Linked DNA regions of Homo sapiens: region 2 is linked to region 1. Evidence: read pairs that join two places in POLR2A ChIA-PET (ENCODE). Cell type or tissue: Caco-2. All regions are shown on one strand. Links, peaks and the distances in the headings refer to the core of each region. The heading gives the core; the rest is flanking DNA.

Region 1 (4,079 bases), core at 1,087-3,586:
GAGTTAAGAATGGTTTTTACATTTTTTTAGAAAATCAGTGTATTGTCTACACTGTACTACAAAGTCAGAGGTGAGTAGACTGTGTGTCCCACAAAGCCTAAAATATTTACCATCCAGCCGCTGACACATACCCTCCCTGTTCAATTCAGGTTATGATTGATTAATATTGGGAGGACATGAAGAGAACGTTTGCATATGTGTGATGGGGTCAAGGGTGAGAAAAGAGAGCTCAATTCTTCTATTTTGGGAAGCAAGAGATCATACCTACAACTGAAAAAACATACTTCTTGTATGTGCTACAAGAAGGAGCACATACGCATGTTACTTAGAAATTGGACCATGCAACTTGCTTTGGCCAGTGATATGTGGGCAAAAGTTATGTTTCACTTTTGATCAGAAGTTTTTAGGAGCCAGTGCACACTTCCCCATGCACTCTCTTTTCTCACTTCACAAGGCTGCAAGTATTCTGGATATTTATTCTGTTAGCCTGGAAGGCAGCTATGTTCACCAATGCCCACACATATTCTGTTGGCTTGGGTTCCAGAATAAAGATGATGTGGATCAGAGATACAGCTGACCACAATGGACATGTATCATAAATGAGAAGTAGATGAGATTTTGGGGATGTTTGTTACTGCAGCATGCCCTTACCTATCCTAACCGATACACATGGAAAATATGCAGCACAATGGTTTCCACCCCTGGATACATATTGTGATGCTCTGAGAAGCCTTTAAAAATCCTGATGCCCAGGCTGCTCTCCAGACCAATAAAATCAGAATTGCTGACAGCAGGGTCCAGGCACCAAGAAGTTTAAAGCTCCCCAGGTGATTTCAATATGCAGTCAAGGTTAAGAACCACTAGTCTAGATTTCAATATGCAGTCAAGGTTAAGAACCACTAGTCTAGGAGGATATAAAACACACTGTTAATAATATTCCTGGCTAATATTCCTGGCTAATATCTATGAAGTGCTTTCTCTGTGCCACTTTATAAGTATTAACTCATTTAATCCCCACCAAACTCTGTGAGGTGAACACTATTATTTTTCCATTGCTATGGTTTGGATTTGGTTTGTTCCTGTCACAACTCGTGTTGAAATTTGATCTCCAATGTGGCAGTGTTGGGAGGTAAGGCCTAGTAGGAGGTGTTTGGGTCATGAATAGATTAATGCCTTCCCATGAGAGTCAGTGAATTCTCAGTCTCTCAGGAATAGATTAGTTTCCAAGAGTGTGAGTTGTTAAAAGAGTTGACTTCCTCTCTCCCCATGTGATCTTTGCACACGTTGACTCCCCTTCCACTTTCCACCATGAATGGAAGCAGCTTGAGGCCCTCACCAGGTACAGCTACCCAATCTTGAACTTGCCGATCCCCAGAATCATAAGTCAAATAAACCCCTTTTCTTTATAAATTATCCAGCCTCAGGTACTCTATTATAGCAACACTAAATGGACTAAAACACCCATTTTATAGATGAGAAAATGGAGGCATACAAAGGTTAGGCAACTTGTTCAAGGCCATACAAGCTAACAAATGCTGAGATTAGAACATAGGTAATCTGGTTCTGGAACAACACTGCTTCTGAGGACTCAAAGGGGCTGAGTTGGGAGAGGAGCGACAGGGGCCTTGTCCCCTTGCTCCATACAGTCCTTTTCCTGTTTAAATTTTTCACTGGAGGCTATATTATTTCTATTATAAAAATAAATAATTAAGGACATAAACCCTTTTTGACCCTTAAAAAAAAAGAAAGAAAAAAATGCAGCTGGTGATCTCAGCTTCACACACACAACTGTGAAGAATCAGGCCCAGGAACACAGCCATTAGGCAAAACACTTCATCAAGGCCCCGAGAGCCAAAGCTTAGCACTCTTGGTCCTGGCTGGAAGTCGATGGGGCAGGGTACTCAGTGAAAAATGAAGAGCAAATGAGGAAAACAAACTTCTCAGGGCCTAGGAGGGAATCGTGTGTGACCTGGGAAAAGGTTTTGCATTACTCATATCCAAAGCATTTCACCTCTGCACAATCACACACTCCTCTTTGACGGAGCAATTCGTGCACCTAATCACTGATTACCAACCCTCCATGTACTGGACAAGAAGCAAGAAGGAGCTGCCACCCAGACTTGTTTGCTGAAAGGATTTATTCTGAAAGTTGTCACCTCCCAGGCCAGCACACAGAGAAGGAAAAGTAATTATTGCATACCAAATGACTTCTCTGTGAAGAGTATTTATATAGTTGTAAGAAGGCAAATACCGCATATTGGTAAAGCTCAAGTTATGATTGACTGATACTGGGAAGACATGAAGAGAAAGTTTGCATGTGTGTGTTGGGGTCAAGGGTGAGAAAAGAGAGCTCAATTAGTATATTTTGGGAAGCCAGAGATCATGCCTACAATGGGGGGAAAAAAAGAATCAAGAAGTAGCACCTAAGGATGTTACTTAGAAATTTGGGAGTGAGGCTGGGTGCAGTGGCTCACACCTGTAATCCAGTGCTTTGGGAGGCCGAGGCGGGTAGATCATTTGAGGTCAGGAGTTCGAGACCAGCCTGACCAACATGGAGAAACCCCGTCTCCACTAAAAGTACAAAAATTAGCCGGGTGTGGTGGCGCATGCCTGTAATCCCAGCTATTCGGGAGGCTGAGGCAGAATTGCTTGAACCCAGGAGGAGGAGGTTGTGGTGAGCCGAGATTGTGCCACTGCACTCCAGCCTGGGCAACAAGAGTGAAACTCCGTACCAAAAAAATAAAATAAAATAAAAATAATTTGGAGGTTACATTTTTAAAGGCAGCAGCAAGAGTTGTTGCCCCTGGGCAGGAAAAAAGGGTGGTGGGCAGTCACTGAGGACTGCTGTTTTCCATATATATTCCTTTGTAGAACTATGAATATTAAACTATAGGCATATATTTCTTGGATTAACAATTTAAAAATAACAGGCAACATACTCAGTAATTCCACTTTTCATTATCTATCCTACAGAAAATCTCATACACATGAGCAAGGGGACATATCGAAGATGTTCATTACAGAATTGTTAGTAAATAGCAAAAGATTGGGAATAATTTAGCTATCACTTCAAAGCAGACTTGAAAAATGAAATGTGGTCTATTCATACAATGGGAAATGAAATTTCAATGGAAGGAAATGCACCAGATCTCCATGTATTAACAGGGACACATCAAAAAATACACTGGAGTGAAAAAAAGTTTTCTGATTGCATTATGTACTATGTACTGTATGTTATTACCGTTTATTAGAGACACATAAAATGTTACTATATTTTCCATGTGCACTTACATATTTATACATATCTGAAAGGCTGTACACAAAAAGAAAGGCAGTTACTTCTAGAAGGCAGAGAGGAAGGAACAGGAATTAAAAGTGATGGTCAAAGTGAACTTCAGTATTATCTAGAATATTCTAGATTTTTTTTTTTTTTGAGACAGGGTCTCACTTTGTCACCCAGAGTAGAGTGGCACAATCTTGGCTCACTGCAGCCTCGACCTCCCAGGTTCAAGTGATCCTCCTGCCTCAGCCCCCAAGTAATTGGGACTACAGGTGTGCACCACCACGCCTGGCTAATTTTTTTGTATTTTTTTTTGTAGAGACAGGGGTTTCACCATGTTGCCCAGGCTGGTCTCAAACTCCTGAGCTCAAGCGATCCACCCACCTCGGCCTCCCAAAGTGCTAGGATTACAGGCGTGAGCCACCATGCCCAGCCTTCTAGAATTTTTTAAAAGAGAAGGGATTCAAATACTTATCATGTAATTAAACATTTTTCTAAAGATTGAAGACACCCAAATGTTTATATGATGAGCCTTTAGAATACCCACCTACTCTTGGAGCATTCTTATTATTTCAGATTTTCCTAAGATTGTTTTAAGCTATGTAGGTGGTACCTCTGTTCAAAAAACACGATAAAAACTAGTTGCACAGAGGCAGAAAAGTCTGGAATAGCCTCAGAAAAGCAAGGCTAACTCAGGAGTCAAGTAACACAGTGTTGCCCTGGGTCAGAACACTTTTTTTTTTTTAATTTTTAGTTTATTATTATTATACTTTAAGTTTTAGGGTACATGTGCACAATG
Region 2 (4,079 bases), core at 557-3,056, 1.9 Mb before region 1:
CTTCTGTGCATGCACATGTTGGCAAATGACCACAAAAGCACCATGAGTACTGGTTGTGGAGTTATTAATGTATATACATTTTAGTGAGTATACACACGGAATCCACCAATAATGAGGATTGACTGTAATTCTTTCATAGTCATTAGAGTGGCCTTGGGATTGATTTGACTTTCAAATTTCATCTGGCTTGAAATAACATTCACGTTTATCTGCTGGACCCCAACTGACTGATAACAGGAAAGGCCATTTAGAGAAGGCAAGGAGAAAGTCAAAACAGAGTTAAGATCAAGATTAATACTCATCAAGCGCTTACAACACGGCCTGGCACATTACTATATCACAGTAGAGCCAAGGTAGGGAAGCCCCTGTAGGTAGTAAAATAGACAGCAAGTGACACTCTTCTAGACTTGCAGGTGGGACATTAGTAGGGAGGGAACAGAGCCACTTACTGACAATGTGGCAAGTGGTCTGGAAGGCCAGCTCCACAATGTTCCCATCATGATCAGAGGCTGCCTGGTGGAACACGGCAAAGATGTTCTTCCAACCTGAGCGGATGTTGGCCGCCTGGGAGTTCACCATCTGGGCAATGCAGCGGATCGCCATGTCCCGGATGGTGGGAGACCTGAGGAAAGAATGGGACGGCCATATCGTCTGTACTTTGGAGAATGGGAAGAGAAATGAACATAGCTCATCCCTTAGAAGCAGCACTTAAACATTTCTTATAGCACACAGCAATCCACATTTGGGCTCTGCCCCGTTTCCTCTCACTTCCATTCCAAACCTAGCATGCTGCATAGAGCTACAACCACCATCCTGCAATCACGAAACAATAAACTCAAGGTTGAGAAGCTGACCCTCTGAATGGAAGAACAAAAGGAAAAAGCCTGGGTCTCAAATAAATGGTCCCTATCCAGGCCATGGAACCAAAGTTGAATGCTTGCCTCTGACTTCTTTCTTGTTACGAAAACAATAAATAGCCTTGTGGTTTAAGTCACTGCTGGTCAGTTTTTCTGGCCAAAAACATTTCAAATAATATAATTCTGCCACCTAGAGATAATCATTACTAAATTCTTGTGTGTATCTTCTTAAGATTTTTGGGTAGGGATATACCTATGTGATAAACACATATATGTGGATTGGAGTATACATATATAGTTTAAGGTGCAATGTTTACCTAAATTATTATAAAGTAAAACCTGAAGACAGAGAAAATGGCTGATTTTCTGGAACAGCTGCAATTGTCTCTCAACCTGTTAAGACATACAATTATGGAGGAACCTTATTATCTCACAAATAGCAAGAAGGAAAGCTATATAAGCCTACTGCTTCGATAGTACTATCTTTAAAAGTCAGTACAGTGGCCTTGGGACTACAGGTTTGACTTTCAATTTTTTTTTTTTTTTTGAAACAAGGTCTTGCTCTGTTGCCCAGGCTGGAATGCAGTAGAGCGACCTCGACTCATTGCAACCTCTGCCTCCCAGGCTCATGACTTTCAAATTTTATCTGGCTTAGAATGACATTCATGTTTGTCTTCCAGGCTCACACTAACCAATAACAGGAAAGGCCATTTAGAGAAGGCAAGGAGAAAGTCAAAACAGTTAAAAATTAGCTGAAAGTTCACAAAGTAAACATGTCACCTGCAGATAACAAAGGACTGACTACACAACATAAGTAACTTCCAATATATAATAAAAATGAATTCATGGTTGTCTCCCCATGGAGAATAAAGCAACTTGTTGACAAAACTATATTTATTATAATGTTTTTTTGCCTGATTGTTAAAAGAAAGATATGATGATAGTAAAAGTTTTGGAAAATACAGAAAAAGTATGATAAAAAAAAATTTACCTGTGCATGGTGGTTCACACCTGTAATCCCAGCACTTCGGGAGGCCGAAGCAGGTGGATCACTTGAGGTCAGGAGTTCAAGACCAGCCTGGCCAACACGGTGAAACCCCGTCTCTACTAAAAATACAAAAATTAGCTGGACATAGTGATGCACGCCTGTGATTCCAGGTACTTGGGAGGCTGAGGGAGGAAAATAGTTTGAACCTGGGAGGCAGAGATTGTAGTGAGCCGAGATTGCACCACTGTACTCCAGCCTGGGCGACAGGGCAAGACATCTCAAAAAAAAAAAAAAAAAAAAACCTTTACATGATATATGGTATTTCATATGGAGAGATACACGTTTCACTATCTCTATTATATTGTCTGTCCAATTCTATAACCTGTCCATTTCTCTAAAGTATTAGTCATTTCCCACATTATAAACATTGTGAACTTTTTTTTTTTTGAGATGGAGTTTCTCTCGTCATTCAGGCTGGAGTGCAGTGGTGCGATCTTGGCTCACTGCAACCTCCACCTCCCAGGTTCAAGTGATTCTCCTACCTCAGCCTCCTGAGTAGCTGGGACTACAGGCATACACCACCACACCCGGCTAATTTTTGTATTTTTAGTAGAGACGGGGTTTCAGCATGTTGGCCAGGCTGGTCTCGAATTCCTGACTTCAGGTGATCCGCCTGCCTCGACCTCCCAAAGTGCTGGGATTACAGGTGTGAGCCACCACACCCGGCCAAACATTGTGAACATTTTTAACAGCAAAACAATATCCCATGTTGTACCGGTACCAACATTTACTTTAACACTTGTTTATTTAGATAGTTTGTTTTTTTCTAGAAAACTATTTTCTGTGACATATAACGCTTTACTATATTTCACATTAACTGCTTTGGAGAATTACAGAAGTGTGGAATTACTGAGTCAAAGGGGCATAAAAATATCAGGATTCTTGACACTTATCACCAAAATGCTTTTAGAAATGTTACAGTTAAGTTACAGTTCCACCAACAGTATCTGAGAGTGCCTGGCAACATGTGATTCTAAACTCACTCTGCCCCTTTTCAAATGGGAATAGGATAGGCAGGGAAGGCCTGGAGTTAGGAGTTGAGGGCTTCCGTGCAATTAGGCTTGCACACGTGGCTTGGCCATGTGAGGACTCAGTCTCCTCAGGCACTCTCAATGGTGTTCCTAAAGGTAGGAAAATACTTTTGTGTATTTGCTAAAGTAAAGGGTGATGCCAGACTCTGGGTTTAATTTTGGTTCTCTTAAAATGAGCAATAAAGCAGACATACAGACACTAGGAGAAAGAGAGACATGTCAAGGAAACTTTTCTGGTACCCTTTTATTCACTACCCTAACAGCCTGCTCTGGCATCCAGCTTGGGAGCTCCCATTTTCTTAAAAAAAAAAAAAAAAAAAAAAAAGCAACACCAGGTGTGGCGGCTCACGCCTGTAATCCCAGCACTTTGGGAGGCCAAGGCAGGTGGATCACTTGAGGTCAGGGGTTTGAGACCAGCCTGACCAGCATGGTGAAACCCCATCTCTACCAAAAATACAAAATTAGCTGGGCATGGTGGTGCATGCCTGTAATCCCAGCTACTTGGGAGGCTGAGGCAGGAGAATTGTTTGAACCAAAGAGGCAAAGGTTGCAGTAAGCTGAGATCATACCATTACACTCCAGCCTCGGCAAAAAGAGCAAAACTCCGTCTCAAAAAAAAAAAAAAAAGATCCAGGCTGATCTGAAGTACACTTTTTAGGGGAATAGCAGACAAGAGGAATTAGGTCCAAAAGTCATCCTTGACATCTCTTCCTTTATGCTCCATGGCCAATTCATCAGCACATGGTGTAAGATTCCCTTTCCAAATGTGCACAGAATCTAATCCATCACTGCCACTGCTCCCACCTTGGTCCAAACCTGGACAACTACAATGGCCTCCTACCTCATCCTAATGGTCCTCATTTTCCATGGATAAATGCAGGGTGATCCTTTAAAATGTCAGATCATTTCACTTCTCTGCTTAAAATCCTCCAATGGCAGGCCGGCCACGGTAGCTCGTGCCTGTAATCCCAGCACTTTGGGAGGCCCAGGTGGGCGGATCATGAGGTCAGGAGAGACTCCGTCAAAAAAAAAAACAAAAACCTCCAACGGCTTCCATCTTTCACAGAGAGCAAACCAAAGTGCTGACAATGGCCGACAGCTCCTATGTGAGCTAGGCACCCTGCCACCACTGGGAGGGACTTC

The links. ChIA-PET counts read pairs that join two places held together with the same protein. Peaks named below come from ENCODE experiments on the same cell type or tissue, not always from the same donor. Only the 100,000 strongest peaks of a DNase experiment are listed, where the experiment ranks them.
Region 2: POLR2A ChIA-PET joins it to region 1 with 10 read pairs; 2 of 35 experiments call an interaction of 5 or more read pairs at or near these places.

Annotation. Positions count from the first base shown.
Region 1 is chr20:47,138,104-47,142,182 of GRCh38, reverse strand. All of the region lies in intron 9 of EYA2 (EYA transcriptional coactivator and phosphatase 2), which reads right to left. Among named protein-coding and RNA genes, the nearest start is that of MIR3616, 27 kb to the left of the region's middle. In Caco-2, for the core only: no CTCF peak of the experiment used is centred there; a DNase peak (open chromatin) is centred at 2,082.
Region 2 is chr20:49,006,775-49,010,853 of GRCh38, reverse strand. It overlaps ARFGEF2 (ARF guanine nucleotide exchange factor 2), which reads right to left. Exons shown (of 39, transcript NM_006420.3): 27 at 450-622. Among named protein-coding and RNA genes, the nearest start is that of CSE1L-DT, 37 kb to the left of the region's middle. In Caco-2, for the core only: no CTCF peak of the experiment used is centred there; no DNase peak of the experiment used is centred there.